Regions from separate parts of the Homo sapiens genome. Here region 2 is linked to region 1. The links are chromatin loops, found by intact Hi-C in ENCODE. Cell type or tissue: heart right ventricle. All regions are shown on one strand. Links, peaks and the distances in the headings refer to the core of each region. The heading gives the core; the rest is flanking DNA. Region 1 overlaps TNS3 (tensin 3). Region 2 overlaps TNS3 (tensin 3).

The links. Hi-C counts contacts between places; a loop is a spot of excess contacts. Peaks named below come from ENCODE experiments on the same cell type or tissue, not always from the same donor. Only the 100,000 strongest peaks of a DNase experiment are listed, where the experiment ranks them.
Region 2: a loop joins it to region 1, with 2.0 times the contacts of the local background. A loop is called at or near these places in 2 of 110 quality-filtered maps.

What each region holds. Positions count from the first base shown.
Region 1 is chr7:47,437,230-47,452,257 of GRCh38, reverse strand. It overlaps TNS3 (tensin 3), which reads left to right. Exons shown (of 31, transcript NM_022748.12): 5 at 10,203-10,255; 6 at 12,600-12,771; 7 at 14,945-14,995. The coding sequence starts at 12,622. Among named protein-coding and RNA genes, the nearest start is that of SNORD151, 20 kb to the left of the region's middle. RefSeq lists an enhancer at 4,408-4,908. In heart right ventricle, for the core only: a CTCF peak has its summit at 7,371; no DNase peak of the experiment used is centred there; H3K27ac peaks cover 2,853 bases.
Region 2 is chr7:47,544,068-47,559,095 of GRCh38, reverse strand. The region is part of intron 1 of TNS3 (tensin 3); the gene reads left to right. Among named protein-coding and RNA genes, the nearest start is that of TNS3, 31 kb to the left of the region's middle. RefSeq lists enhancers at 578-1,305, 2,034-2,762. In heart right ventricle, for the core only: no CTCF peak of the experiment used is centred there; a DNase peak (open chromatin) is centred at 7,185; H3K27ac peaks cover 945 bases.

The DNA.
Region 1 (15,028 bases), core at 2,728-10,727:
ATTGTTTCTCCTACTGTTAAATGGGCATTGTGGTCACAGCTGGTTTTGTGATCTAAGGGGGATCCTAATAACTTGTGGATAAAGTGCATTTCCAGGGCCTCACAGAGGCCTGACACAGAAATAAGATGATGGAATAAGTAGCTAATATTTCTTTGGCACTTATTACTGGCCAGGCACTGTTCTAAGCCCTATGTTTATGTTTCCTTATTTAATCCTTCCAAGAATGCTGTTTCTGTCTCCCTTTTCCAGATGAGAAAACTGAGTCACACAGAGGGCAAGTAAATTCCCAAGATCAGACGGCTTACTCGAGCAGTAGAGCTGGCTGCCTACCCAGGCATTAGTATTACAAAGAGTGTGTGCTGAACCCCCAAGTCGTATGTGCTGGGTGGTGGAGGAATCAATGAAGGATGAACAAATAAATGCCTTGAAATTTGCCAGCTGAATGTTGTTCAGGTTGTTGCCTTTGAAAAAGATTTTACATTTATTTCTTCTCCATTTGCTTGGTGAAACAAAAACAGAATGTGCAGAGGTGTCTCAGCCCAACCTGTTTAATTGTCCTCACCTCACACATGGCCCGGCAGCTGTGATCTGTGTCTCTCGTCACCGGGCTGTTCATAGTCCTGCTTCCTTGTGGATTTATCCGTGGCTTTTGTTTCTTTTGATTTATTTATTTATTGGAGATGGAGTCTCGCTCTGTTGCCCAGGCTGGAGTGCAGTGGCACCATCTCGGCTCACTGCAATCTCCACCTCCTGGGTTTGAGCGATTTTCCTGCCTTAGCCTCTGGAGTACCTGGGACTACAGCCACATACCACCACGCCCGGCTAATTTTTTGTATTTTTAGTAGAGACAGGATTTCGCCATGTTGGCCAGGTTGGTCTCGAACTCCTGGCCTCAAGTGATCCATTTGCCTCCACCTCCCAAAATGCTGGGATTACAGACGTGAGCCACTGTGCCTGGCCTTTTGTTTCTTTTTACAGAGCTGTTTACACTGCTAGTTTTCAGGGCTGGTCAGGCTGCTAGGAGCAGCGCACAGGCCCTGGGGACACCCAGGGGAGCTGATATTCTCTTTGCAGGCTTAGGCCTTGCTGGGATTCCTAACATGACGTCCATAAAAGGGCTGCTTTTTCTTATTTTTTAGACAGCGTCTCAGGCTGGAGTGCAATGACATGATCTTGGCTCACTGCAACCTCCACCTCCTGGGTTCAAACAATCCTCCTGCCTCAGTCACCCAAGTAGCTGGGTTTACAGGCACCTGCCACCACACCTGGCTAATTTTTGTATTTTTAGTAGAGACGGGGTTTCATCACGTTGGCCAGGCTGGTCTTGAACTCCTGACCTTGTGATCCCCTGCCTTGGCCTCCCAAAGTGCTGGGATTACAGGTGTGAGCCACCATGCCCTGCCAAGGGCTTCTTTTCTTTCCTCTTCACCAAAAGCCAGTGAGGACAAGGAGAGGCAGGGAACGGGGTGCCATGTTTAACCTATCCTGGCACTGCCCTGCACCCATATTGGCCCCTGGGTAAGCAGGAGTGAGGGCCAGTGCTAGTTACTGCTTCTTTGGCCAGCCTGGGCTGTAGCTAGAGGCCTGGCAGATAGTGGAGACCTGCTTTCTGCCAGTGGTCAGAGCCCCCCTGGGAAGAGGGATGGTCACCTCTGCTCCAGGGTCTTGGGTCTTAGGGAGGCAGAGATGCTAAGGGGACTGCTTCTTAAAGGGTAGTCTTGGGGAATTATGTGAGAAAACACTTAAAAAATGTGTATTACCGTTTTCAGTACTTGAGTAGGCACAGGGTACTGAGGTCAGCTCAGTGGGTGAGAAAAATCCACAGTTTATAGTCATGTGTATCCAAGTCACACTGTTAGCTTTTACCGAGCTGTCAAGCTGATGCTTAACCACATTGCTATTCTGTGGGCACTGTCTTCCTAAATAGGCCCCAGTTATTCCATGTTATGACCTTGGGAAGGAGCAGATGTCACTGCTTTTCATCCTATTCTTCTTTTAGATAAGCCTGTTAAAGTCAATGGGTACATTTATTTTTGTTAACCCAAAACTAAAGCTAACTAGCTGTCTGTTATTGAAATCTAATAACAGCATCCTCATGCCTCTTCAGATGGCCAGATGACTCCACAGCCACTTTGGGATTAGTGGTTCGTTTCTTCCTTTCTTCATTCTACAGACTGCTGTGCTGGGTGGCTATTGTGTGCAGAGTGCGGCCCCAGAGGCTAGAGATACCTCTGGGAGCTAGACTGCCAGTGCCTCTGCTGGATCCGCATGGGAGGGGGCTGTAGAGCTCAGACGAGAATTCACAGTTAGTTGTTTTCTTGCAGTTGTGGTCGGCACAGTAAAGTAGACCAGGGCTGGGCGTGGTGGCTCACGCCTGTAATCCTAACACTTTGGGAGGCCGAGGCGGGCATATCACCTGAGGTCAGGAGTTCAAGACCAGCCTGGCCAACATGGTGAAACCCCATCTCTACTAAAAATACAAAAATTAGCCGGGTGTGGTGGCGGGCGCCTGTAATCCCAACTACTGGAGGCTGAGGCAGGAGAATCACTTGAACCCGGCAGATGGAGGTTGCAGTGAGCCAAGATCACCCCACTGCACTCCAGCCTGGGCAACAGAGTGAGACCCTGTCTCAAACAAACAAACAAAAACAAAACAAAAAGGAGACCAAAGTAGAAAGGAACATATGACTCAGGTCGGGTAGGGAGATCAGATTATGCTTTGCTGGAAGTTGCCATCTGAGCCAAGTGCTTGAGAAATCACAGGAGTTAACCAGGTAAAGCTGGGATACATGAATGAGGAGCATTCTAAACTGTGTGGTATGTGCAAAGAACCTGGGGCAGGAGGAAGCACAGCAGGTAAGGTAGGGACAGGGAGTGAGGGAGGCACATGAGGAGGCAGGGGCTGGCTCACCCAGGGCTCTGAGGACCAGGCTGAGCACCTGCCTTTCACCCCATGGCAATGGGACGTCAGTGAAGGATGCTCCATTTGAAATGCCGCACTAGCATTAATTGCACGACATAGGCTTGGTTTGCTGCAGCTGACTCTACTCTTCACACTGCCTTCCACCTGCAGGATACGCACCCGTGCCAGGCGCACAGTGCTGAACGTCGAGCAGTGACTTCCCTGGGCAGTAGAGATTCTGTACAGTTTAACTGGATGTATCGGCAACATACAGTGCAAGGCTCAGGGACAATCTGCAGTGAGCAAGGCTGGCTTGTTAGTCTCAGGCAGGCATTGGACATTTTTGTCTTTATTCTGTGAACAGTCTCACAAGGGAGACATCATTGTCCCGCTCCACAGATGGGGTCACTGAGGCTCATGAGTGCCCTGGCCCAAGATTCTGCAGCTGGCAGGTGGTGTGGGACTCACACCCAGGTCTGTCTGATTTCAGATTTCATTACTATACTGTGAGGTTTTGGAAACTGTTGATTTGTTCAAACAAGCAGTCGAAGGACATAGGTTAAAAAAGAACCAAATTCTGGCTGGGAGCGGTGGCTTACGCCTGCAATCCCAGCATTGGAAGCCGAGGTGGGTGGATTGCCTGAGGTCAGGAGTTCGAGAGCAGCCTGGCCAACATGGTGAAGCCCTGTCTCTACTAAAAATACAAAAATTAGCCAGGTGTGTTGGTGGGTGCTTATAATCCTAGCTACTCGGGAGGCTGAAGCAGGACAATCGCTTGAACCCAGGAGGCAGAGGTTGCAGTGAGCCGAGATCGTGCCACTCCATTCCAGCCTGGGTGGCAGAGTGAGACTCTGTCTCAAAAAAAAAAAAAAAAAAAAATCGAATTCCCACCAGAGTTGGGCTCTCATTGATTACAAGCTTGTCTCGAAATTAACCTTCCTGTCAGGTGGGGGCTCCCAGATCCTCAGCTGTGGAGAGGAACATCAAACCAGCTGGGATCCCACCCCACCTGGGGAGGATCCCATGTCTCCCTGGGACGTCGTGGACTTCAAGGAAGTTTTGTTGCAGAGGGAATGGGGCCTGTGTCTTTCACTCTTCCCTCCTCCCTGTGCTCCCCCTCTGCATGCCCCACATGGGTGAGTGCAGAGGAGGCTGCTGGCTTTCTGGTGAGTGTGCTTACTCCTGCCCGGGTGGTGGCCATGGTGTTGATGTGACAGCCAAGGGAGCAGCTCCAGGGATGGCTGCTCTGGAAATGTGCTTTGGCAGTGGCCTTGGGGAATCTCCAGTGGCCCTTTCAGTCCCAGCAGTCCACAGCCTCCCCTCCTTCTGCCAGGGCCCCCAGCCTCCTGCTGTCTTCTCTGCCTTCTTTAGGTGGATGTGCTTGGCTCTTCCCTTGTTCTGCTCCCAGATGTGCAGAAAGACTCTTTGAAGCTCAGGTCTTCCTTCTGATCAGGGCTGTCCTCCTGAGCAAGAAGCCGCAGTTCACAGTGGAAAGCATGGTTCTCATAGAGATACTAGAGCGAGCATCATCACATGTTCTAGAGTTGTCCGCTGGTCTTGGCAAATGGCGCGTGGTGGGGTGGGGCGCTGTGGGATGGGATGAGGCTTTAGGGTAGGGTCTTTAGGGTGAAGCCTAGGGTGTGCTAGGATAGCGCACTGCAGGATGGCGCCCTGCAGGAGGGCACAGCGGGACTGAGAACTGTAGGGTCACTGCAGGACCATGTGCCATAGGGCCACTGTGAAAAGCAGGTTTGCCCTAGTGTGCCATGCGTGGATTGCTAACTCCAAGGTGAGGTCGGGACATGAGCGCACAGTCCTGGAAAGAGGAGGGAGATGAGGCCTAGGCGAGTGGAGGACCTTTCCTGAGGCTGCAGGTGCCAAGCGGTGGACCCTTAACTTGGACCCAGACTGCCTGATGTGGAGCCTGTGTGCTTTGCCATAAGGCTAGGCTACTTTCTCCCAAAAGAGGTGTTTTTGCCTTCCTGCCGCTTAGTCTGCTCTCGCCCACTGCTGTGACACACTAGGAAGTGCTCTGTCCTGGGCAACAGAGCAAGACTCCATCTCAAAAACAAACAAACAAACAAACAAACAAACAAACAAACAAACATATGTGGAACCAGAATGACCCTCCAGGCAGTGCATCTAATTTTTTATCTGAGGAATGCCTCTCCTCACTTTTCACTCACTGACTCAGGGAGTCCAGGACTGGGATGACCTCCAAGTGTTTGATCCACAGCTGTCATTTTACCGGAAGAGAAAGGGAGTTTAGTGACCTCATTGACCTCATTGAGCCCATGGGGCCAGTTTGTCACGTGGCCAGGATGAGCTCCAGGACCTGTAGAAGGAAAATGCTTCTAAAGAGCAGTCTGGCCGGGCACGGAAGCTCATGCCTGTGATCCCAGCACTCTGGGAGACCGAGGCCAGTGGATTGCTTGAGCGTCAGAGCAGCCTGGACAACATGGCGAGACCCCCATCTCTACAAAAAAAAAACAAAAATTAGCCGTATTTGGTGGTACATGCATGTAGTCCCAGCTACTTGAGAGGATGAGGTGGGAGGATGATCTGAGCCCGAGAAGTCACTGAGAGGCTGCAGTCAGCCGTGATCATGCCACTGCACTCCAGCCTGGGCGACAGTGAGACTCAAAAAAAAAAAAAAAAAAAAAAAAAGGCAGCCTGGAACAGGGCGGTCTTTGCAGGCTTACCTTTTGCAGGTTTAACCTTAACCACAGATTCTACCTGGGCCTCCCTTTTCTCTTTCTCTTATTTGGGTGTTGAAGGCTGTGATAAGAGCATGCCAACAGGGACACAGGTGAGGGAGGCATGGGCTGGGCAGAGGCTGGGTGGGAGGCTTTGCTGTCTGGGTTTTTTCACCCTGGAAAACAAGAGAACAAAAGAAGCAACTTGTGTTTCTATCTCATGGAAACTCTAATCACTAAGGGCTTGGATTTGATTGACATTGGCGATAGGGTCCACAAGGAAACCACAGCTTGGGAAGGCTTCTGAGGACGTGAGCAGGCAGCTCTCTTTTCAAAACACCTAGAGAGTGGAACCTTGCCTCTATTAAAAATACAAAAAAATTAGCTGGGCATGGTAGCAGGCACCTGTAGTCCCAGCTACTTGGGAGGCTGAGGCAGGAGAATGGCATGAACCTGGGAGGTGGAGCTTGCAGTGAGCTGAGATCGTGCCACTGCACTCCAGCCTGTGCAACAGCAAGACTCTATCTCAAAACAAAACAAAACAAAAGAAAAAAACACCTAGAGAGTGAGTTTGCAACACAGATTTGCAGGACTGGTGCCTACAAGTAGAGAGAGTTTTTTAAACCTTATATGAGGTTAGGATTTCGGGTTTCTCAGGAGCCAGGTTTAATATAACCTATAGCAAGTTAGTTTCTCAGTCATCCTTCAGTCATGAAATGCATTATGGTGCACACACAGGGTTTAGATTTGTGCAACCCAAGTGTAGGTGTATTGTTTACTTTCAAATAAAGACTTACAGTGACATTGTATCCCTGAGTCTCCTCTTGACAAGCACAGTATTTCAGAAACTCTTGGCGGCAGTTCCAGTTCAGTATGGGGCCTGGTTCTCATTTTAGTCCAAGTCAAAGCAGCTGAGGGGGTTCTACCCCAGTGTGTCAGGGGGACCTGTCATAGGCATGTCCTCTACTTGGTTCCAGATTTAACCCCTGAATGATTCAGGGGGATTTTAGTCACATGAGATCTCAGACGCTGACTTGGAAGTGATGGAAGGGCCATAGTTTCTCTGCCCTTTTTGGCACGGGGCTAGAACAGCTCCCCCAAGCAAGAGTCTTTTATCCTCACTGATGTTCATGTGATTCAGGGGCAGCCTGTGCAGGAGAGGGTGTGGACCACCTGAAAGCCAGGAGATGGAAGGAGAACAGAGTTTTGGTGTCAGAAGGTGCTACTGCAGCTTAACTGTGGGATTCCAACACGTCCGCCCACCAAATCCTCATTTCCTCATCACCATCCCTATGTTACCAACCTGTAACATGTAACATAGGGGTGGTGATGTCTGCTTACTGGGGTTTCTGCTGGGCTCCGTGCAATGCTCTTCAGGGTTGTGCTATGGAAGCTGCTGAGCACCACATGCCTTGGAGGTGGCCAGACCTGTGTTTGCACATCTGGAGGCATGAGGTGGACAGATGCGGGTCTGGGGCTGGGGATTTGAGTGGGTGTCAAGCTGTCTGTGTTTTTGGAGGGTGGCCCTGAGCTGTGCTGGGTTTCTCGCCTCGATTTTAAGTGGATGTAGACTTACATAGAAAATTGGGTATGTTGGGGGACGGGCTGAATTCCTCCTTCCTGCCCCTCTTCCCAATACAGAGGTTAAGGAAGGGGTGTCTCTGGGCAATGCTGGGACACTTTACAGGAACCCTGCATTTCCGAACACTTCATGTAAGCAACTTTGTGCAATTCAACACTTTCTGACTTTTCACCAGCTCAGGTGCTGGGGCCTCCCTGTGGTGATAGCACAGATTACAGTTTCCTCCATTGGCCTTGACCTTAGAAATTATATAACTATTGGTTTAAAAGGTTTTTTTTGTTTGTTTTTTTGGCAGTGGTTGCAATTTGTATGGTTTCGGGGTTTGAACATTGGAGTTACTGTATCGAGGCCTATAATGCTGAATTGGATTCAGAGACTATTGGATTGAGAAGATCCCGTGGGTCTGTCTGACCTGCCCTTCTCACTCTGCAGCTGAGGAAATGGGCCCTGGGTTCCGTCAGGGACAGCAGAGTCCTCATGCCTTCTGGGACCCTTCCCTCCTTCCCTCCTGCCGTCAGGGCCCCGCCTGAGGGACGGTGACACTCCTACCCCATCACGTTGGTGCCGGCAGTGAGCAGTCACGTATTTGTGTGGTTGTCATCTTGGAATGATGTGTCATGTGAGAGTTAAATAGTTTTGCCCCATGAGTTATATAATGCTGTTTATATGTTAAGTTGCGTGCCAGTCTTTCACGGTCAAATGATAAGCGTGACATAGGGTCTGAAGCGACAGCCCACTTGTAGGAACTGGGCCAGTGTACTCCAGCATGGCATTGCAATGGGAGTCACTGTATTTTGGATGCGTGGTCTGGTGAAGATGTGGGACACATATAGTCAGATCCTGGTGGGTTCATGTAAGACCCAGGACCATGGTCGATCAAACTCCTTGCTGTTCTCCCCTGAGATGTTGGCTTATTGAATACTTTTTTGAATTAAATGGGACCCTGGTTAAGCTGAGTTTCCCCATAATGAGATTGGCTCTATTAGGATTGCATCTGAGCTGCTTGAATTTGAGTGTTACATGTACAGATTGTATGAATTAACCTAAACGGGTTTTTGATGTATCATTTCCTTACCTTTTCGGAGACTTCATTTTAGTGCATTCAGTTTACTCTGGGATTGTATTCTAAATACTTTTTTTTTGTTGTTTATTTGTTTGGGACAGAGTCTTGCTCTGTTGCCCAGGCTGGAGTGCAGTGGCACGATCTTGGCTCACTGCAACCTCCTCCTCCCAGGTTCAAGTGATTCTTGTGCCTCAGCCTCCCGAGTAGCTAGGATTACAGGTGTGCGCCACCACGCAGGCTAATTTTTGTATTTTTAGTAGAGACGTGGTTTCACCATGTTGGCCAGGGTGGTCTTGAACTCCTGGCTTCAAGTGATCTGCCCGCCTCGGCCTCTCAAAGTGCTGGGATTACAGGTGTGAGCCACTGTGCCCGGCCGTATTCTAAATACTTTTTATACACACTGACAAGTTGTCCTCTGAAATCTTGCATCTGTTTATATTTCATCAAAACTTTAAAAAATGTTTTCAAGATTTTTATTTTTGCTGCTCTACTAGGCAAAAGAGTAGTCTTCTGTTTTGTAGCTGTCTAGTCTGAGCTGTGAAAGGCTTTGGGTTAGGGCTTTGAGAAGATCAGAGGAACATGTTTGGAGCCTCCTGCAGCTTTGTGGGCATAGGGGATGAGCAGGGGGTGCAGCTCAGATGTCAGGGGTGGGCGGGGTCTGGAGACCACGGGACTTCACTTGACCAGGTCTGCCCAGCACGGGCAGTGGCCATGCGGTGCCAGGCTGGATTCCAAGCCATTGACAGAATTACCTCAGTGAATCCCTGGACAGCTCCATGAGACTGGCCCTGTCTGTTACTATTCTCACTTCAAAAGGCAGGAGACAAAGAAGTGGAGTGGCCAAGGGGCTTTCCCGGGAAAAACAATGAGGAGGTGGACCCAGGGCTGAGCTCACCGGCACCTTGGTGTAGAACTGAAGAGCACGCCCCTAGATCCTGCCCCTGTCTTGGGAGGCTGAGACGATGATCTCTGTGGTTTTGGAATTGGCGCTAGGCTTTGCATTGGTATGATTTCAGGAAAACATCTGTATTGTTGGTCTCCGAAATATACATAGAATTTGTTTTCTGTTCATTTCTTGCCTAAGGAGTCCAGGTGAGCTGCACCTGCCTGAGTGGGATCCCAGGTGTGATCGGGGGTGTTGATGCCTCTGATGGTGGTGTCTGTGGGCCTGCTTTGATCGGGGAGCAGGAGGAGTGCCGGAGGCTCTGTGTCCCCCCAACTCGGGGGTCTCTGGGCTCCTGTGTGCAGCATTACCTGGCTTGGGGCAGAAAGAGACTTTGAGGGAGCCCTGTAGTGGGTGTCTGGGTTTCCCCATTCACCTCTGCCATCTGACAAGATCGCTTCCCTCTTTGAGTCCCAATTTCCTCACTTCTGAAATATTGAAGAGCCTTCTTACTCACACAGTTGCTGGGCATTTTTCCTGAAATAGTAGATCTCTGTCACCATAGTATATAACAACCCTTACACACAAGGAAGAGTTATATAACTATAAAGTAATTATAACCCGAGTCTTTTCTCCCTGTTGAATAGGCTCTTTAAAAAAGAGTAGGTATGACTGAGAATTCCTGAAAGTCACTCATTAATTGGTTCTTTCAAGTAAATAATAGCAGCCATGATAGTCATAGCGCTGGTGTCATCTGGCACCTCCTGTGTTGGAGGGCAGGGCACTGTTTGCAGGCCAAGCGATGCCTACCTTGCCCTGACTGGAGGGTGGCCTCACTGGCTCCTGTGAAAGCCCGTCCTGATGCTGGTTAGTGGCACTGCGTCCTCTGGTGAGCTGAATCACACAACATGGTGTAGACCCTTCTGAGGTGATAAGGTGGGCTTGTAGTTACGATTGACTTGCTGTTTATGATTAAACTGTGGAACGGCTGTCATTGTTCCCTCTCAGTGGTGTCTGTGTCATGTAGACTGGCAGGAAAGGAAACTTCAAAATGACCCTTGTTTTGTTATTTGCAGGCTCCAGGGAGTTCCACGCTGTCCAGTTCTCTCTGCCGTGATAAACCTCTGCGGTGAGTGTCTGTGTGGGTCATGCATTCCTGTGTCTCTGGCTGTAGGTCAGCTCTCTACAGAGGAAACTTGGGCATGGCATCATTTTCTTCTGTAGAAATCATAATTTCTGCTTTGGTTGTAAACATTGCCAATCAAAGGTGATACAGGCCAGGTTTTCTGTCCGTTTCTAAATGCTGTGTCAGGGTCAGAAGCCCAGGTGGTAGAAACACCTGTGATTGTCTTTGAATAAATAATTGCACTGCTGAGGCCTGATTGTGCAAGTGTCACTTTTGGGGGAGACTCCAGGGTGTGCTGGCAAGAGCCCCTTTAGAGCAGATGAGGGGGGCCCTGAGCCAGCATCTTCTGGAGAGGCACTCACTGTGGATCCTCATGACCGTAGGAAGCGCTTTATTTCTGTTCTAACAGTGTTCAATACATTTGAATTGGAATGAAATCCATGTCTGATAAATAAGGTAGAGAAAACAAAATCCTTGGGAATTGTTTGGATGCTGATTTGAACAAATCAACCTTAAAAAATAAATGTATGGGCCGGGCACAGTGGCTCACACTTGTAATCCCAGCACTTTGGGAGGCTGAGGTGGGGAGACCACAAGGTCAGGAAATCGAGACCATCCTGGCCAACACAGTGAAACCCCATCTCTACTAAAAATACAAAATTAGCTGGGTGTGATAGCGCATGCCTGTAATCCCAGCTATTCGGGAGGCTGAGGCAGGAGAATCCCTTTAACCCAGGAGGCAGAGACTGCAGTAAGCCGAGATTGCGCCACTGCATTCCAGCCTGGCGACAGAGCGAGACTCTGTCTCGAAAAAATAAAAATAAATAAAAATAAAAATAAATGTATGGTATTGGATGTTTGATGTTATTATTTCTTTTTGAGGTGTGATAATGGCATTGTAGACATTTTAATCAAAAAGTGCCCTTATCTTTTAGAAATAAATTCTGCAAGATTTATAAATGAAATTACATAGTATCTGGGATTGCTTTAAAGCAATCAAAGTGGTGGAGGAGATTGCTGGAGATATTGATGGACAGAGGTTAGCTGTGTGTTGGTAATTTTGAAGTTAGGTGATGTGGGTACATGGAGGTTTGCAAAACCATTTTATATGGTTTTGAATTTTTCCAAAATTAAAAGAAAGAGAGAAACACATAGGAGTAGTAAAAATGAAAACCCCAAAGCTGGTGGCAGCACTTTGGAGGGACTTAAGGACACGTCCCGTGCACCCATGCCTCTGGCTTTACCTCATGGGGGCACCGATTGGGTTCAACCCCATCCCCTCTCCCTGGAACCTTTTCCACCTCCTCCTGGATACCACCCTCAGCCATAATGTTAGGAGCACTCCTGGGAGGGGCTCAGGCCTCCCTGGGGCCCACAGGGCTGGTGGAGAATCTGTGGTCTGTGGGAGGCCCTTGTCTCCAGTCACATTGGGTGCCTGACTCCACACTGCCAGTCCTGCCCAAGTCCTCAGCCTGCTGGCCATGACATGACCATTTCTGCCCTCTTCCCTCTTCCCTCCTCCACAGTCTTCATCTCACACTTGGGGGCCTGCCCTGGCCACCTGGGCACCTGGTTGGGTGGCCAGCCCCACATTCTACCCTGCATCCACCTGGCCTGTGGCTAGCTGGGTGGGGTCCCAGCGGGGCCCCATGGAGCTCTTAGCCTTCTGATAGGAGTCTGCTGAGTTGCTACTCAGTAGATGAAAGGCCGCTTTGATTATGCCCCAGCTGGTCCCCTCTCCACGTGAGGTCCTGCCTCCTTCTTGGGCCTGCAGGGTCCTCCACGACCATAGCTGGCCACCTCACCAGCCTCATCCTTGGCCGCACCTCCCCCAGGATGCCGCATACGGACACGAGGAGCTGCTTGCTGATGTTTGGCTTCTGCTCACACCATCTCCGCTTCCTCCTGGCCCCCTCCCGGTGCCCCCTCGTGCCGACCTTGACACCTCAGAGCAGGGTTGAGGCTCCCACTCCAGGAGTCCCGCCTGGAACCCTGTTCCTGCTCCCAGTGTAACCACAAAGAGTCCTTCCCGCCTTCGTGCTTTTGCATTTGAGCCCATGCGTCACTGCTCTGAGTTGCTTTCTCTCTGTGCGTTCCCTGACCGCAGCTTGCGGTACCCCGTCATGCCCTGCTAGGAAAATTCAATCTTGTGCCCCTCCCCACACTGCCCGCTGTTATGGGAACACAGCACAGAGGCTGCACACACTGTAAATTCCCGTAGCTGGCCGCCCAGGTGCTGATGTGAACACCCAGGGGATGAGTGTCCGTCGTCTTCACCTTTTTCCTAGAGGATGAATGTCTGCTGCCTCCTTACCCTGTTTCTGATCTGCCCACTGCTCTCTCGCAGGCCCGTCATCCTGAGTCCCACCATGGAGGAGGGCCATGGGCTGGACCTCACTTACATCACGGAGCGCATCATCGCTGTGTCCTTCCCTGCCGGCTGCTCTGAGGAGTCCTACCTGCACAACCTACAGGAGGTCACGCGCATGCTCAAGTCCAAGCACGGGGACAACTACCTGGTGAGCGGTGGGCGGCTCTGGGAGCCTTTGGGCAGGCTCTGCAGCAGGCACTGTGTAGGGATGGGCACTCACAGAACACTGGTTTACACATGAGGGAGAAGCTCAAGGGCCTGGGCTCACACAGCTGTCCGTGGCGCCTTCGTCCTCTGTCTCTCTGCTGCCACGCCTGGGGAGGAGACTTATGTGTCTCTGTAGGTAGCTTTCAGGGACACACGACTGCTGACCGCAGGGATGGCTGTTGCCTTGTCCTGCACTCATCAGTGAGGCTGGCTCCCCAGTGCCTTGGGACATGTCCCCAGCCAGCCACCCTTGCGCTCCCATGCTGCATCCCTCGTATCAAGAGACAAACTTGTGACTCTCCTCCTGAGCCAGAAATTAGGAAGACAAATTAGGTGGGCACCCAAGAAACCAGGGGCTGCCCTGGAGACAAGGAGACAGCTTGATTTTCAAAACACACTTGTCGAGTTGATGGTGGAGCCACATCTGAGGAATAATACAGAACAGCCTCTCACCATCTCTCACCCTCTGATTGGCCCCTTGTTTTCTGTTCCCATGGTTGGTAGCCCAGGTGGAGGCTGACTTCCTTCTGCTGTCAACAGTCACTAATGGGATTGAATGACAGCTCCCTGGCACCCTCTCTCTACCTGCCTTGTTATCTCTAGTAAGGAGGCCTCCTTATCTGTGGTAAAGCTAATCTGCCCTGCAAACCTACAAGGTGTTCATTGTCTTCCTTGCTGGTCTGCTCCAATGACTGGGGCACCAGTGGCTGGGAGAGGTGGACCCAAGTGGCAGAGTAGGATGTGGCCTCCGTCTGATGCCAGAGCAGCCCTGGCCCAGGTGCTACCTGGGTCCTGACCCCTCCCCGATCCTTGATTCACTCAGGCTCCTGCCTCTTTCTGGTCTTGAAGCCCGTCTTGTCTGTGACCTGGCAGTGGACAGGAAGTGGTGGCCAAGCCCCATTTGATGGTGGTGCCTCTCACCAGGGGCCCTCTCCTCCTCAGGGCTTCCTCCTTCATCACTGAGGCGGTGTGCTCTGCAGGACCATGGCTCCTTCCTTTGGAAGCCACTCCCAGGCTGGTCAGCGCATCCTGAGTCTCCTCTCTGGCCATCCTTCCCCTCTTCCCCAGTCCCCCTTCCCCAAAGAGACCATGCAGAGGGCCTGGAGCCCTGGCCAGCACCTGTCTGTGGGGCCTTGTCAGGGCCAGAGCTCTCCCTGCAAAATGGCTATGGCAGGGATCTTTTTCTTGTGCAGGGTTAGAAATGAACTGTGGGTCACAAAGCAGCGCCCCCCCTTGTCATAAACAGGGCTTGCTGGGTGACCAGGACAAGCCCCCACCCTCCACTTTCCTCACATCTCTGACTCTGAAGTGAGAGGGACGTTTAGTTAATTTTTAAGGCTCCTTGCTGCTGGAACATTATTATTATTATTATTATTATTATTATTATTTTCATTTTGAACTACTTGAGTATTTAGCAAGGTTCCACAAATGGCTGTGATTTTTCAGTGAACTTAGGCCATGGCTTTTGGCCGGGCATGAACTCAGCCCTTTCCAGGCCTGGGGCCACCAGGCCATAGAGGAGGGACAGCCTTCCCCACCATGTACCACCTCTCTATCGGGTCAGTTTGTGTTGTCAGGAGCAAGACCGTGATATTTATTTTATATATATGTGTATATATATTTTATATTATATATTTTATACGTGTGTGTGTGTGTGTGTGTGTGTGTGTGTGTGTGTGTGTATCCTATATGTTGGGATATTTTGTAGCCATGAGAATTAAAAAAAAATAGTAACACAGTAAATCGCCTGGTTTAATACTAGTTGAAGAAGTAGAATATAGACTTTATGTGTAAGGGTTCTGTATGCCATCCTTATCTTATTTATTTTATTTGTTTTTTATTCTGTGACCACACAAGTCTGTATTTTTCAATCTTTTCTGATCCTCGGTACCTGGAAGGGAAACATCATGTAAAAATGCAATGTGTTTTCTGCTTTCATCTCTGATGTCAAGGATTTGTCTAAAAGCTTTTTTTCCCCCTGATTTGTGAGTGTGAAGATTTTAGATATTTTTTTAAAAAATTAGTATTAATTAAAATTAAATAAAAATTAAAGTATTAATTTTTAAAATATTAAAATCTATTTTATGCAAGGCAATTTTTCCTCTCTTTTATAGGTATTAAACCTTTCAGAAAAGAGATATGACCTTACGAAGCTTAACCCAAAGGTACAGAGTTCATCCCTTTATATTCTGCATTTT
Region 2 (15,028 bases), core at 2,333-10,332, 110 kb before region 1:
ACAGGTGTGAACCACCACGACCTGCCTGTCTGTATATTTAAATATGCATTAAACATGGGGTTGGAAGAGTGACATGGGAGGTCTATATACACGGGCGTTGCGAGATTTGCTTCTGCCTTCCAGTGCTTTCCCTTGGGCTCCCTCTGGGGAGATTTCGGCTCTGGGAGATTTGCGGCCAGTTTTGCCATTACCAGGTGAGTGGAAGGGCTCGAGGGGGTCATGCAAAGCTTCCTCCTGCTCATGGCCTTGGACATAACCAAGGAGGGCTTGGACTTGGACCCTGAGCAGGGTTTTCCTGCAGGTGTACACAGAGGAATGTCCCATAGGGTGGCTGTGTGGGAGAGTGGGACCCTGGGGAGGCAGAGCTGGGACCCTCTGCTGAGGGGGGCCCCAGGCAGTGGGCCTTGTCCTCTCCTCATGCGTGGGAAACCTGCCCAGGGAGGCTGTGGTTATTTTGTCCCAGTTTTTCCATCGACGAAACAGGAGTCGGTGGAAATTTGCAAGTAGGTGATGGGAGAGGTGGGCCTGAACCCCAAGTCCTTAGAATGAAAACCTGGGCCTTTCTTGGTCCCTGCAGGTGTGCTCCACTGCAGGGTGGGGAGGTGCTGGGGTCGGCCTCTTTGAAGTTGGGCTGATGGACACAAAGGGGTTGGGGTTGGTGGAGGCACCCACTCTTGCATGGAGGAGGGTGTGGGACCCTCTGCCAAGTGTCAAGTTAGCCTGAAATGAGGCACAGACTGGGAGCTTTGCTTTTTGCCCTGGGGTAAGAATAAAAGAAGAAAACAATGCAGGCCGAGGAAGCATTCCTAGGAGGTGGCGCAGCCTCTTTGATCCTCCTCGGCACCGGCTTGCTGTAGCTTGCTCTTATCAGGACGGCAAATACCCTGTTTCCTTTTATGTTGGGAACCTACAAGAGGCTCTGATGCTAGAATCGGGCTCCCTCATTCTTGCCTGCAGGAAGCAGTGTCCTGTATACAGGCGTCAGCACCCACATGGGGGTGGACAGTGGAGGGCCAGCCTGGGCCTGCCTCGTGTGCTCAGGCCTCCTTGGTGGGGGTGGGAGTGGTGCAGAAGTTCTCGTCATTTGTCATTTGCCAGAGGGACGATGGGCAGACAGCAGAGATGTCCCGAGGCCTGCTCACCGCAGGCCTTCTACGCAGCCCTCTGGAAAAGAGGCCATCCTTCCAGTTTGGAGACTTCCTCTGGAGAATTCCATGACACACATTCTTGAACTGTGGATGTAATCCAGTAAGGCGTGGTTCATGGCATGTGGTGTGGAATAATTCATTGTTGGACAGTTTGCTCTAGGAATGGCGTGGCCTCCCTACCTCCTCCCACTACATGCTAGTGGCCACCCCAGTGGTGGTGATGGTTAAAATGTCCTCACATTTCCAAATGTCCCCAGCGCCTCCAATTATTAGTAGGCAGAGAAGTCAGTTGGCACTTAAAAAAACAAACTAGGATGAAAAATCCCAGAGAGTATTCTGCCAGTTGCCACGTCATATTCCCATAAAACCTTCAGTTATTTACCCATATGGGTGCTTTACCTGGTTGTTACTTAAGATAGATTTCTGTATGTGTTGCAAGGAAAGGCATTGCAGAAATGGACAGGACCATTTTTTTCGTTCCACATTGTGACTCTTCCTTTCCTGTATTTGAAAGATTAAAAGATAGCACCCCCTAGATGGGTGAGGGTTGGGTTAAATAGTAGTGTTGGGACAGAAAGGTCCATTTGTGAGCTCGCTGCAGGCAGGTTTGATGGTTCTGGTGGAAGTAGCCTTGGCGGCTGCTGGTTTTCAAAGCCTCTGACAAAGCTGTGCATATCACCCGTGACTGCACCCTGAGGAAAGACGAAAAGTCAGCCTCTCCCTTACGTAGGACGCTTGTAAACTTTCCCAGACGCACTGTTGGTCTTAAGGATTGTTCTGACCCTGGACATTTGCAGGACTTGTCCAAGGTGGATCTGAGCCTCCTCATGTGCTCCAGGCAGAGATCAGGATTCGGATGCATCACCAACTGGTGGAAGATGGGGACTAGGCACCCTGCACACCCTGCACAGGTCAGGTTCTGTTGCTCCCCGCCCCCGCTGCTCCTGGTTATCGTCTGTGGGGGGCATGGCTTGGTGGCAGGGACTGGAGGACAGAGGGCTGGGAGTAGGGCCTCTTGGCTGCAACCTGCCCTTCTGCCCAGCACCGTTGCATTGAGAATCGCCAGGTGCCATTCCTTCCTTGCATGCCATGCTCACTGTACCAAAGACTTGTGGAGTTTTGCCATTTGGGTTTATGGGAGGTTGCATTCCCCTCAGCCCAGCCAGTGAGAGCGGGCAGCGTCTGGCCTGGGGCCCGCACTTTGCAGCCCCTGAAGATCTCAGCTGTTATGCCTCTGCTTTGCTTCCCTCAGCTTGGGAAGCTTCACTCGCCCCTGCCCCCAGAGTGTGACTCAGATGTACCCACTGACCGGAGGAACTTGTTGGGAGGAAGTCACAATTATGGGCTTAGGGAAAGAAAAGTCAAACAACCAACAAAATAATAATCATGCTCGCCTGTGGATTGGGCCTAAGGGATGTGGGGCCCTCTGTCGTCCTCGGTTCCCTACCTCAGAGCTTCAGATGCCCAGACTCAGGCCGGAGGCTCCTAGGGCCCCAGGACAGGCAGAACACCCACATTCATGGGGGTGCAGAGTTGTCCCCAGATGGCCTGGAGAGACCCCTGCTCAGGGGGTCTTGGCCCTTAGTGTGTCTCAGGATGAGGACTCTAAATAATCTATCTGGGAACCTCCTTAGAGTAGCTGACTTGTTTTACTAAAGGTAATTTTTTAAAAATCACGTTTTGATTTTAAAGTGTCTCCAGGATCTTCTGCAGTTTACTAGAACCTCTTACTGCTCAATTGTCAACAGGGTTATTCTACAAAAGAGGGCATGTGGGTTCAAGGAGAATCTGAACATGGGATTCACACACTGAACTCCAACTGGTTGCCTCCGCCTTTGTGTGTGTTTATATGCGTATGTGTGTATGTAAGTGCACGTTCCTAAATGTATATGTACACAAGTGTATGTGTGTCCACATGAACACACACATGTATACCGTGCATGCATGCATGCACACCTACATGTATGTGTCTATGTGCATGTAATGTGCATGTGTGTATTATGTGTGTGCAGGCTTACTTTGGAGATACTGCAGTTTGGTGCCAACTGGACCATTGCAATAAAATGAATATTGAGATAAAGTAAGTTGCACACATCTTTTAGTTTCCCAGTGCATATAAAAGTTGATTATACTAAGCTGTAGTTATATTAAGTGTGAAAATGGCAGTATGTCTAGAAAAACAATGTACATGTCAATTTAAAAATGCGTTATTGCTAAAGAATGGTAACAATCATCTGAGCCTTCAGCAAGTTAAAATCTTTTTGCTGATGGAAAGTCTTGCCTACAAGTTCATGGCTTTGGACGGATCAGTAGCTACTGAAGGTTGGGGTGGCTGTGGCAATTCCTTAAAATAAGACGATGATAAAGTTTGCCACGTCAGTTGACTCCTTCATGAAAGACTTCTCTGTAGCATGTGATGGTGTTTAATAGCATTTTATCCACGGTAGAACTTTTTTCAAAATTGGAATTAGTCCTTTCAAACCCTCTTGCTGCTTTATTACATTTACACAATTACATTTGTGTAACTTTCTTTTTTTTTTTTTTTTGAGACAAAGTCTTGCTCTTGTCCCTCAGGCTGGAGTGTGTTGGCATGATTTCAGCTCACTGCAACCTCCGCCTCCTGGGTTGAAGCGATTCTCCTGCCTCAGCCTCCCAAGTAGCTGGGATTACAGGCGCCTGCCACCACACCCGGCTAGTTTTGGTATTTTTAGTAGAGACAGGGTTTCACCGTGTTGGCCAGGCTAGTCTGGAACTCCTGACCTCAGGTGATCCACCCGCCTCAGCCTCCCAAAGTGCTGGGATTACAGGCTTGAGCCACCACGCCCGACCACATTTGTGTAATTTTCTAAATATTTTGTTGTTATTTCAATAATATGTACAGCATCTTCTTTATCAAGGGTAGATTCCATTCTTTTTTTTTTGAGACAGAGTCTCGCTCTGTTGCCAGGCTGGAGTGCAGTGGCGCAATCTCGGCTCACTGCAACCTCTGCCTCCCGGGTTCAAGCGATCCTCCTGCCTCCGCCTCCTGAGTAGCTGGGATTACAGGCGCACACTACCATGCCCAGCTAATTTTTGTATTTTTAGTAGGACGGGGTTTCACCATGTTGGCCAGGATGGTCTCCATCTCTTGACCTTGTGATCCACCTGCCTCAGCCTCCCAAAATGCTGGGATTACAGGTGTGAACCACCGTGCTCGGCCCGATTCCATCTTAAGAAACCACTTTCTTTGCTTATGCATAAGAAGCAACTTCTCATCCATTAAAGATTGATCATGCGATTGCAGCAATTCAGTCACATCTTCAGGCTCCACGTCTAGTTCTAGTGCTCTTGCTGTTCCCAGCACATTTGCAGCTCCTTTCTTCACTGAAGTCTTGAACCCTCAAGATCATTCATAAGGGTTGAAATCAACTTCTTCCAAACTCCTGTTAATATTGACAATTTGACTTCCTCTCATGAATCACAAATGTTCTTAAAGGCATCTGGACTGTTGAATCTTTTCCAGATTTGTTTTTTTTTTTGTTTTTTTTTTTGAGATGGAGTCTTCCTCTGTCACCCAGACTGGAGTGCAGTGGCGCAATCTCAGCTCACTGCAACCTCTGCCTCCTGGGTTCAAGTAATTCTCCTGTCTCGGCCTCCCGAGTAGCTGGGATTACAGGCACCCGCCACCATGCCTGGCTAATTTTTGTATTTTTAGTAGAGACAGGGTTTCACCATGTTGGCAGGTAGGTCTTGAACTCCTGACCTCAGGTGATCTACCCGTCTTGGCCTCCCAAAGTGCTGGGATTACAGGTGTGAGCCACTGTACCTGGCCCAAAATGTATTTCTTAAAAAGTAAGACTTGAGGGCCAGGCACAGTGGCTCACGCTTGTAATCCCAGCACTTTGGGAGGCCGAGGTGGGCGGATCACCTGAGGTCAGGCGTTCGAGACCAGCCTGGCCAACATGGTGAAACCCCGTCTCTACTAAAAATACAAAAATTAGACAGGCTTGGTGGCAGCCTCCTGTAATCCCAGCTACTCGGGAGGCTGAGGCAGGAAAATCGCTTGAACCTCGAGGTGGAGGTTGCAGTGAGCCGGAGGCTGCAGTTAGCCGAGATTGCACCATTGCACTCCAGCCTGGGCAAAAAGAGCCAGACTTCATCTCAAAAAAAAAAAAGTAAGAGTTGAAAGTCAAAATTACTCCTTGATCCATGGGCCATAGAATGGATGTTGTGTTAGTAGGCATGAAAACAACATTCATTTCTTTGTACATCTCTGTCAGAGTTGCTGCATGACCACCTGCATTGTCAACAGGTAGTAATATTTTGAAACGAATCTCTTTTTTTCTGAGCAGTAGTGTCTCCACAGTGAGCTCAACAGTAAGTCTCAACAGTGAGCTTAAAATAGTCAATAAACCATGTTGTATGCAGAAGTTCTGTCATCCAGGCTTTACTGTTCTATTTATAGAGCACAGGGAGGATAGATTTTGCATAATTCTTCAGGACTCTGGAATCTTCAGAATGGTAAATGAGCATTTGCTTCAACTTCCAGGCATTAGTTGCCTTAGCCCCTCACAAGACAGTTAGCCTGTGCTTCGAAGCTTTGAAGCTTGACATTGACTTCTCCTCTCTGGCTATGAAAGTCCTAGGTGGCATCTTCTAATAGAAGGCTGATTTTGTCTGCATTGAAATCTGTTGTTTAGTGTAGCCACCTTCATCAATGGTCTTAGCTAGATCTTCTGAATAACTTGCGGCAGCTTCTACATTAGTACTTGCTGCTTCACCTTACTCTGCTATGTTATGGAGACGGCTTGTTTACCTAAACCTCTTGAGCCAACCTCTGCTAGCTTCAAACTTTTCTCCTGCCGCTTCCTCACCTTGCTGAGTCTGCATAGAATTGAAGAGAGTTAGGGCCTTGCTCTGGATTAGGCTTTGGCTTAAGGGAATGTGGTGGCTGGTTTGATCTTCTAATCCAGACCATTCAAACTTTCTTTGTAACAGCAAAAAGGCTGTTTTGCTTTCTTATCATTGGTGTGTTTACTGGAGCAGCACTTTTAATTTCCTTCAAGAACTTTTCATTTGCATTTGCACCTTGGCTAACTGTTTGGCATGAGAGGCCTGGCTTTTAGCCTGTCTGAGCACATGCCTTCCCCACTAAGCTGACTCATTTCTAGCTTTTAAGAGATGTGACTCTTCCTTTCACTTCAACACTACTGGTTATTAATTGGCCTGATTTCAGTGTTGTTGTGTCTCAGGGAATATGGAGGTCCGAGGAGAGGGAAAGAGCAGTCCAGAGCATCAGAACACACAGAACGTTTATCCATTGAGTTCGCAGTCTTATATGGATTTGGTTCATGGCACCCCAAAACAATTACAATAGTAACATCAAAGAGCACAGATCACAAATAACCATGAAAGATATAATAATAATGAAAAAGTTTGAAATATGGTGAGAGCTTCCAAAATGTGACACAGGGACCAGAAGTGAGCTCATGCTTTTGGGAAAATGGCACTGACGTGGGGTTGCCACAAACCTTTAGTTTGTTAAAAAAAACTGAGTATCTGCAAAGTTCAATAAAGCAAAGCACAATAAAACGAGGTCTGTCTGCCTGTGTGTGTCTTGTTGATTTCTGCAACGGAGGCAGAGAGTGATTTTTTGTTGTTATTTTTCTTCTTGTTTCTCCAGGCAAATTGTTTCTCGCCTTCACTCATGTGCCAAGCTCTAGACGGCTTCCTGGCTTGGCAAGATTACTGTTAACGCATCCCTAAGCATTCCTTTTATTTGTTAAATCCCTGTTATTCTGTTAGAATCTATCTTGCAGCCAAAATAGCCTCAGGAGAAAAATAATGAAAAAAAAAGAAATGAATTAGGTGTGCCAGAAGAATGTGATGGGCGTGGGGAGGTTTATGCAGATAAATATGGTGGGTAAGAATGCCGCCCCTTTTCAATGTCTGTTTAAATGTTTCCATTTTCCTTGTAAAAGCACTCCAACACAAGAAGTGCATTTGCAGAGAGGCCAAGGATCGCTCCCGGTGGACACACGGTTTTGTAGCCTCCCTCTCCACCCCACCCCTGCCCCGCTCCAGCTGTGCCTTAGCAGACGTCATTCCCTGTTATTTCAGTCTCTGCAAGTGCAAGAATTTAGGGTGATAACAGCCATACTTCCATTCCATGAATTTGCACACTTCTTACTCTCTACTTATCTAACACACATGTGCACAGTGTGAACCTTGGTCTGCTGACTTAACTTTGCCTGTGTGGGGTGTTGTTTCTCTCCTGTCTGTGGACACTTACTGAGTTGAGATTCACAGGTGTGGAAAGAGCAGGGTCTGCAGTGCGAATGTTTTCGTAGTTCTCATTGTAGACTGTCCAATGACTTTTCAAAGTGCTCCCCAAGGCATGAATTATTCCACTGGGGGTCTCCTTGCCTGTAGTTTTGAACCCTGACCCAGCCAAAGGCTCCCCTGCTCCTGGTGGCTATGCTGGAACTCTAGCTCCTTCCCTTTGGCCTGAGGTGGCCACACCCAGGGCTCCAGCCACATGACGTTTTGTGCCCTCACCCACCTCCTCCGTGGTCTCCCCATTTGCTTAAGGAAACACCTGGAGTGAGACAGAACCATCCAGTCCATGGCTGTGCCCCACTGGGCCTCCACCTTCAGGACGTGCCCAGGGTCTAGCCACCTGCTTTTGCTCAGTTCCCGAGTCCAGCGGCAGGAAGTGGACACCAGGCCAGCCTTCTGCCCGGGAGCTCAGGTGCTAGAGCTTGTCTGCCCTCTGTGCAGCAGGGAGCCCACCTTGCCCATTTGAGAAAGAAGCAGGGGCACTCCGAGGAGATGCTTCCTGAAGGAACCGGGTGTTTTAGGAAGATCTTCCTGGCGCTTCCCACAGGTCTGGTGAATGCTATTCACCCAGGCTCCCAAGAGGCTGAGCCCCTCCTTGCCCTTTTTCTGAGTGAGCTCATGTTCCTTGGCTGGGTGCAGACTTGGGAGATGTGCTCAGTCACTCCACAGCAAAATTCTGTCTCTTTGGGGTGGCATGACTCCTCAGGAGTGGGGTAAGACTGTTTAGGAATGACCAAAACTTAGGTCTGTTTTGTTTTGTAACTTTGTTAATATCCCATGGGCGTTTTCCATATAAGTGAATATGGATGTGATTATTATTTTTAGTGACTTCATAGTATTCGAATCCCATTCTATGTTAGTACCATAAAATGACCAGAGCCCAGTTGCTGGCTATTAAAACTGCTTCCAGCCTTTTTTGTTGTGCATAATTCTGTACCCTGCCCTTCCACGTAGATCTTTCCAGGCATGGTCATTGCCTTAGAACACATTCCTTGAAGGAGAATTGACCATTGTGATATGTGTTTGAAATGAGAACATAGAGATTTTGTTCTCATGTGCCTTGCCCATTGAGACCCTGCTGCAAATGTGTCTTTGTGCTTCTATCTCCTGGTCCTAGCTGTCTTGCTGTGGGACAACTAGGGACAGCATCTTGCTTACATGAGGTTGGGAAGGTGAAGGTCAGAGGGACAGCAAGCCAAGGTTACCGCCTTACAGGACGGATCCTGTGGTCTGGCTGCTCACCCATTTGTTCTACGCGTTTATCTTTTGCAAAGGGCTGTGCAGTTCACCAAGCCCTCTCCATACATCAAGGCTTCCTGTGGACATTGCTGGCCATGGAACCATGGGGCCGTGTTTCTATTCCCATTTCCCTTCTTCCTTCCTTCATTAATTCAGCAAACAGGCATGGACCCCTTCTCGCGTCTGGGCCTTGGATAGGTGAAGGGCAGGGTGAGGGTGCAGGGCTTCCCTGTGATGTAAGAACTTTTGTGGGGCCCTGAGGCCTGGGGCCAGAAGACCTTGCCCGATCCACCCTGAGAAGGCCTCGCAGGGGAGACCTCAGTGTTGCATTTGGGGACCAATGTTTAGCTGAGTGGGGATGGGTGGGAGGGATGGAAGAGGGGAGAGGAGACCAAGGCATGGGTCTGGCACCCCTGTCAAGAGCCAAACGAAGTAACTAGGTTGTGGGGATGGGGTGGGAGGGCGGGGACGTGGGTAGAGTTGATACTGCAGTGTTCTGGTCAGAGCATGAAAAACCTGGAATGGGCCAGTAGGTGGTCTGTGTGCCAGGGCCCATCAGGAGTATCATTCATTCATTCAGCAAATCCTTAGCTGTGTTCTAGGCAGGGGGATCCCTCTGAACCGGATGGACAGATGGACTAGAGTTTATGCCCTCTTAGAGGTGAGTTTTTCATACCCGATGACTGTAAGACCAAGGTGGATGGACTTTTCCCTAGGGCCTCATGCAGGAGAGGCATAAACTGAGCAGGGATCTGGGGGAAGTGAGCCCGTTTGTAAGGACAGCAAGTGCCAATGTCCTGAGGCAGCACCTGGCTGAGGAGGTTGGAGAGCAGGCCAGAGACAGGCAGGGGCTAGATCACATTGGTCTGTGGGCTCATGAAGAGAACTTTTTTTTTTGAGATGGAGTTTCCCTCTGTTGCCGGGCTGGAGTGCAGTGGCGTGATCTCAGCTCACTGCAACCTCCGCCTCCTGGGTTCAAGTGATTCTCCTGCCTCAGCCTCCCGAGTAGCTGGGATTACAGGCACCCGCCACCACACATGGCTAAGTTTTTTTGGTATTTTTAGTAGAGACAGGGTTTCACCATGTTGGCCAGGATGGTCTCAATCTCCTGACCTCGTGACCTGCCCACTTTGGCCTCCCAAAGTGCTGGGATTACAGGTGTGAACCACCGCGCCTGGCCAAAAGAACTTTCATTTATTTATTTTTTAAGGGTGTAGATTCTAAAAGCTGGAGAGGGTTTTGTGCTACATTGTCATGTCCTGATTCCTGTCTTAAGAAGCTCCATTTGGTTGGCCTGTGGATGCACAGAGATGGTCAGTTCAGTGGTGGGTGGACCAGGATGGTGGGAGTGGAGACCGGGGAACTGGGCCTTTTTGGGGCTTTATTTTGCAGGGCTTGCTGACAGATTGGCTGTGTGCTGTAAGAGAAAGAGAAGGAGCCCCAAGGTTGAGACTTGACTGTGTGGGGAAGTGGTGCTATTTGTGCAGACCGAGCAGCAGGGAGGACATGTTGGGGAGAAAACTGGGAGTTCTTATTTGGAGGGTTGAAGTGAGCGGTGCTTCGGGGATGGCCCAGTGAAGGTGGGAGCAGGTGGTGCTCAGGACTCAGCAGGTCAGGGGAGAAGAAGCTTGGAGTGGTCAGGACCATCAGCCGGCAGACAGGTGGTGGGAAGGGTGACAGCCGGCCTGGGGGTGCATTCACAGGGAGGACCTGCAGGTCGGAGCCCAGGCACCCTGAAACTTAGAAGTACCCAAGGGGATAAAACCCTCCAAAGGAGGCAAAGGCAGGACCAGTGAGGTAGGGCACGGGGTCACAGCGACCAGGGAAGAAAATGCATCAGGAGATGGTGTGTTCAAATGCGGCTGGGATTGGAATAAAATGAGGGACAGGTGTCCCTTACTGGGTCTGACAGGCTATGGCTAGGTGGTGACTTATGGAAAGTTGCAGTGAGATGGGTTGAACATGGATTCTGGAGCCCATGAACCTTGGGGTAAGGGGCAGTGACTATAGTCAGCCTTTGAGGAAGGCTTCCTATAAGGGGAACAGCAGAGAGACAGGCCAGGTATGGGAAGGCTGGGTAGGCATTCAAGGAGGGTTGTGTTTTCAAAGATGGGATGTGTTACAGCAGGCTGTATGCCACTGGGAAAGTTGGCACAGGCAAGAAAAACGTGAAGGTTAGGAGCTGGAGGGACGGGGTGGGTGGTGACTCACCCCTATAATCCCAGCACTTTGGGAGGCCAAGGAGGGTGGATCACCTGAGGTCAGGAGTTCGAGGCCAGCCTGACCAACATGGTGAAACCTCAACACTACTAAAAATACAAAATTAGCCGGGTGTGATGGTGCATGCCTGTAGTCCGAGCTACTTGGGAGACTGACACAGGAGAAACGTCTGCACCTGGGAGGCAGAGGTTGCAGTGAACTGAGATCGCGCCACTGCACTCCAGCCTGGGCGACAGAGTGAGACTCCGTCAGGAGTTGGAGAATGAGAGCCAGGGTGGCTGGGGACAATGCTGGAGCCCGCTGTGCATGTGCATCTGGGTTTGGCACCTGGCAGCGATGCACATGAGCTGGTGAACTGCAGTGGTCTCCATTTTCTTCTGGGCTGAGGTTTGTTGGGAGGCTTTAGCTCCTGTGCGTGTTGCTGCACAGAGCAGCTATGCACTGATGAGAAAGGACTGTGGAGGGGTGGATGGCGGCGTAGACGTGGGGCCATGCTGAGGGCTCCTGGAAGTCTGTGACCTTGGCTTGCTGTCCCTCAGACCTTCATCTTCCCTACCTCATGCAGGGAAGATGCACAATGTGGACCTGGCCATCTGATGGAACTATAGGATTGTCCCCAGTACCTTGTGCTGGTGACTAACAGTGGACACCTAGAGGTCTGGGAGGAGCAGCTCCCGGAACCCCATTGATAAAAGTGTCTTCGTGTCCAGTGTGTGCCGCTGCCCCCTGCAATTTCAGCAATTTCAGCAATTTCAGCAGAAGCATGCCTCCAAATCTAATGTCCCCAGGGCTCCACTGAGTGCTGGTTACTCCTTCACGTCCCACCCACACTTGCCTTCCACTCCCCGACACAGGCCCCTTATCTCTCTTAATTCTTAGTCCAGTTGAAGTCAACACAATTCTTCGCTTTGCCCTCCGCCCCACTCCCACCCTTTGCTCCTGAGCCTCTGCTTACCTGTTTTGGTCAAGGCCCAGTCTACACTGGAGCCCGACACACACTGCCTCCCTCCCTCCTCACCCTGGAGGGTCCACTGCCTCCTTGGCTTTATCTTCTCTCTGCTCCCTCCTAGGCTATAAACTCGGGAATGAATGAATGGACAGATGAACCCTGCCAGTATAATTGTAAACCATCTAATCAGAAACTCAAAGGGCAGCAGATAGGAGGCCACAGCTCAGGGTGTTCCAAAGGCCCAGCCCAGGGCGTGACTGAGGGGTGTGGTAGTCAAGGGGGTGACCTTAAAACCTGGCGTCTGTCTTTGTCATTTTAGTCATTCCATCCGCAGCGCCTGTTGAGCACAGCCGTGTCTTACCAGGCGGGTGCTGAGCGCACACACTGAGAGACCGTGGTCTTGGCACACGCGTAGTTTATAGTATGAGTGGGGTATGCCGCAAGCCCATGTCTGTTCCCTGCTAGCCTGGGTGGACAGTGATGGCTGTCACTGCAGACATGGGATGAGAAGCTTCAGTGGTGAGGTGGGACTTGAACTGCCTTTTTCTTTGCTTGAATAACATTTAAAAACTTTTTTTTTTAAATAAGGAGGATAAGAGGATTGTGAGTACTATGCTGTAAGTATACTTTAGTGATATTTAAAAAAATTATAAGAGCAATACATCGAACCTTTTAGGAAGCTGAAAACAGATGTGTAGAAATTGCCACAGGCTCCCAGCCTCAGCACCTCACCGTCCTGGGCCACCTGGGGAGGGGTTTTCCTCAGGCTCTTATTCAGTGGATGTGCACAGGGCTGGGACGCAGGAAGACTGTAAGGAAGGAGCTCTCCTGCGGTGACGGCAGGTCCTGGGAGCTCAGTCCAGCTCCGGAACAGCAGTGCTGCTGTGCGGTGACTGTGTGTGAGGCCAGGGGGTGCCGGACGTGGACGCCACGTGAGACAAGTGGCTCAGGTAAGATGGTTAAGGTCTGAGCCTCAGCGCCTCATTAGAAGCTTTTGAGGTCGGTTGCAATTTGATCATCCGCTTTAGCAGATGAAGAAACTGTGGCCCAGAATAATTAATAATAAACCCGCAGGCAGTGAGTAGAGGAGTGGGGTCGGGGTCCGCCGCAGCTCTCTGGACCACCTCAGTCCAGGCCTCCTGGGGGAGGCTCCAGGCTACAGGAGAGCAGGGCACCTGCCTCTATCCCCAGATCTCATGGCTCTCTGTGCTTCTTAACCCAACTACAAATCAGAGCTCCTGGGAAGACTGTGAAGAAATATCACTGCCTAGGGTTCCCCCAAGACTGTGGAGTCCCCTGACTGTGGTGTAAGTGGTAGGGGTGGAGTTTGTGTGATGTCGGTATGTTTTTAACCAGCTCCTGCAGGGGATTTGAGGAGCAGTGTTGGCTGAGAACTGCTCAGGCTGCCCCCAGGTGGGATCCCCTAGGGCTTCATTACCCACAGTTCCAGATGTGGTCCAGTGGTCATTTTCTGATCTAAGTCAGGCAATGTTGGGGCATTTTCGGTCAGGAAGAAACTGGGGAGGTGTGAAAGGACGGGGGTCGATTAGAGAGGTTTCCGAAAGGACAGTGGTAACTGAGATGGCTATCTGTGGGTGACCCGCCTCCCACTGCCCCAGCCTTCCCATGGGAGCCCCCCAAGGGAGGGGAGACCAGGCTGGGTCCTCTTGCTGTCAGCACCCTGTTTAAGGATCTGGTGCAGGTTTTGAAGCTGAGCAGGTTGTTAAACTTCCTAGAGCCTTGGGCGCCTTGTCCACATCAAACAGTAACAGAGATTTCTATGGGAGGGGAGTGTAGAAAGCCCTCCCCTTTCGTGACCAGTGGCATGCACTACCATCTAGCTCTTCCTCAGTGTTCTAGAAGAGACCAGTCTGGCCAATATGGTGAAACCCTGTCTCTACTAAAAATACAAAAATTAGCTGGGCATGGTGGTGCATGCCTGTAGTCTCAGCTACTTGGGAGGCTGAGGCAGGAGAATCGCTTGAACCTGGGAGGTGGACGTTGCAGTGAGCCGAGATTGTGCCACACTGCACTCCAGGCGACAGAGCGAGACTCCGTCTCAAAAAAAAAAAAAAAAAAATGCCCTCTTACGCATCTCAATGTATTATCACGGAAGAGTTTAAAAGGCCAGGCACAACACCAACAACTGTGTCCTTTTTCTTTACCCCCCTGGAGGAAGTGAACATACCTCTCTCCGTTTTTAGTGTTCGAGGTGCTCAAAGTGGCAGAGTAAGTCCTAACATCGTGGATCTCCAGGCTTTTCGTACAACTAACTCTGCAGGGTTCTTCTGCTTGGAGTCAACTTGATGGTGAAGAAATGCTTGGCAAGGAGTGGAAAAGTAAATCATGATGTCCTCAGCACAGGGCACCTATTAACTAGACAGTTTCCTATGTTCTCATTTTCGGTTAGAATAGGTGGGGCAGCTCATTTGACAGGAGGAAACTGGCTTGTTGGAAGTGCTGGGATGCCTACTGATCCGTGCCTGGGTCCTGGGACACCCATTGGTAGCAGTAGGTCTGTAAGCTGGACCTGGGGACTTGGGCTTGTGGTTATTTAGCTCTGCGACCTCAGGCAGTTCTGGAAGCTATCACAGTTGGAGGCTGGAAGTCCAAGATCAAGGCTCTGGCAGATTGTCTGGTGAGGGCTGGCTCCTGGTTCATCCAAGGCACCTTCTATCTGTGTCCTCCCATGGCAGAATGGGTGAAGGGTCTTGTGGGGTCCCTTTCTTAAAGGCATTAACCCCATTCATGCAGAGTCTCCCCTCATGACCTAAGCACCTCCCAAAGGCCTCACCTCCTAATATCGTCACCTCGTGGGTGAGGATTTCAACATATGGATTTTGGAGGCACACAGAGAGCCCGTAGCTGTGGGGGTCCGTTTTACCATGAGAAAGGTGTGCTCCGTGCTTGTGAGAGGTGGAGACAGGTGGGCCCTTGTTTATCTTTTGGGCTGGGCACCCCCACCCCCGACCCATGGATAGGTGAAGGAAGGAAGATGCTCCTCTTGGCACCAGCCTCTGACTCTTCCTGCTCCTCTGAAGGGAGGGAAGGGGGCGAGATCCTACCAGGGACTTAGCTGGAGGGGGCTGGGGAGAGCCACCTTAATTTAACACTTTCTTTTGCTCTCCTGTGCACAGTCTGTAATGAAACAGCT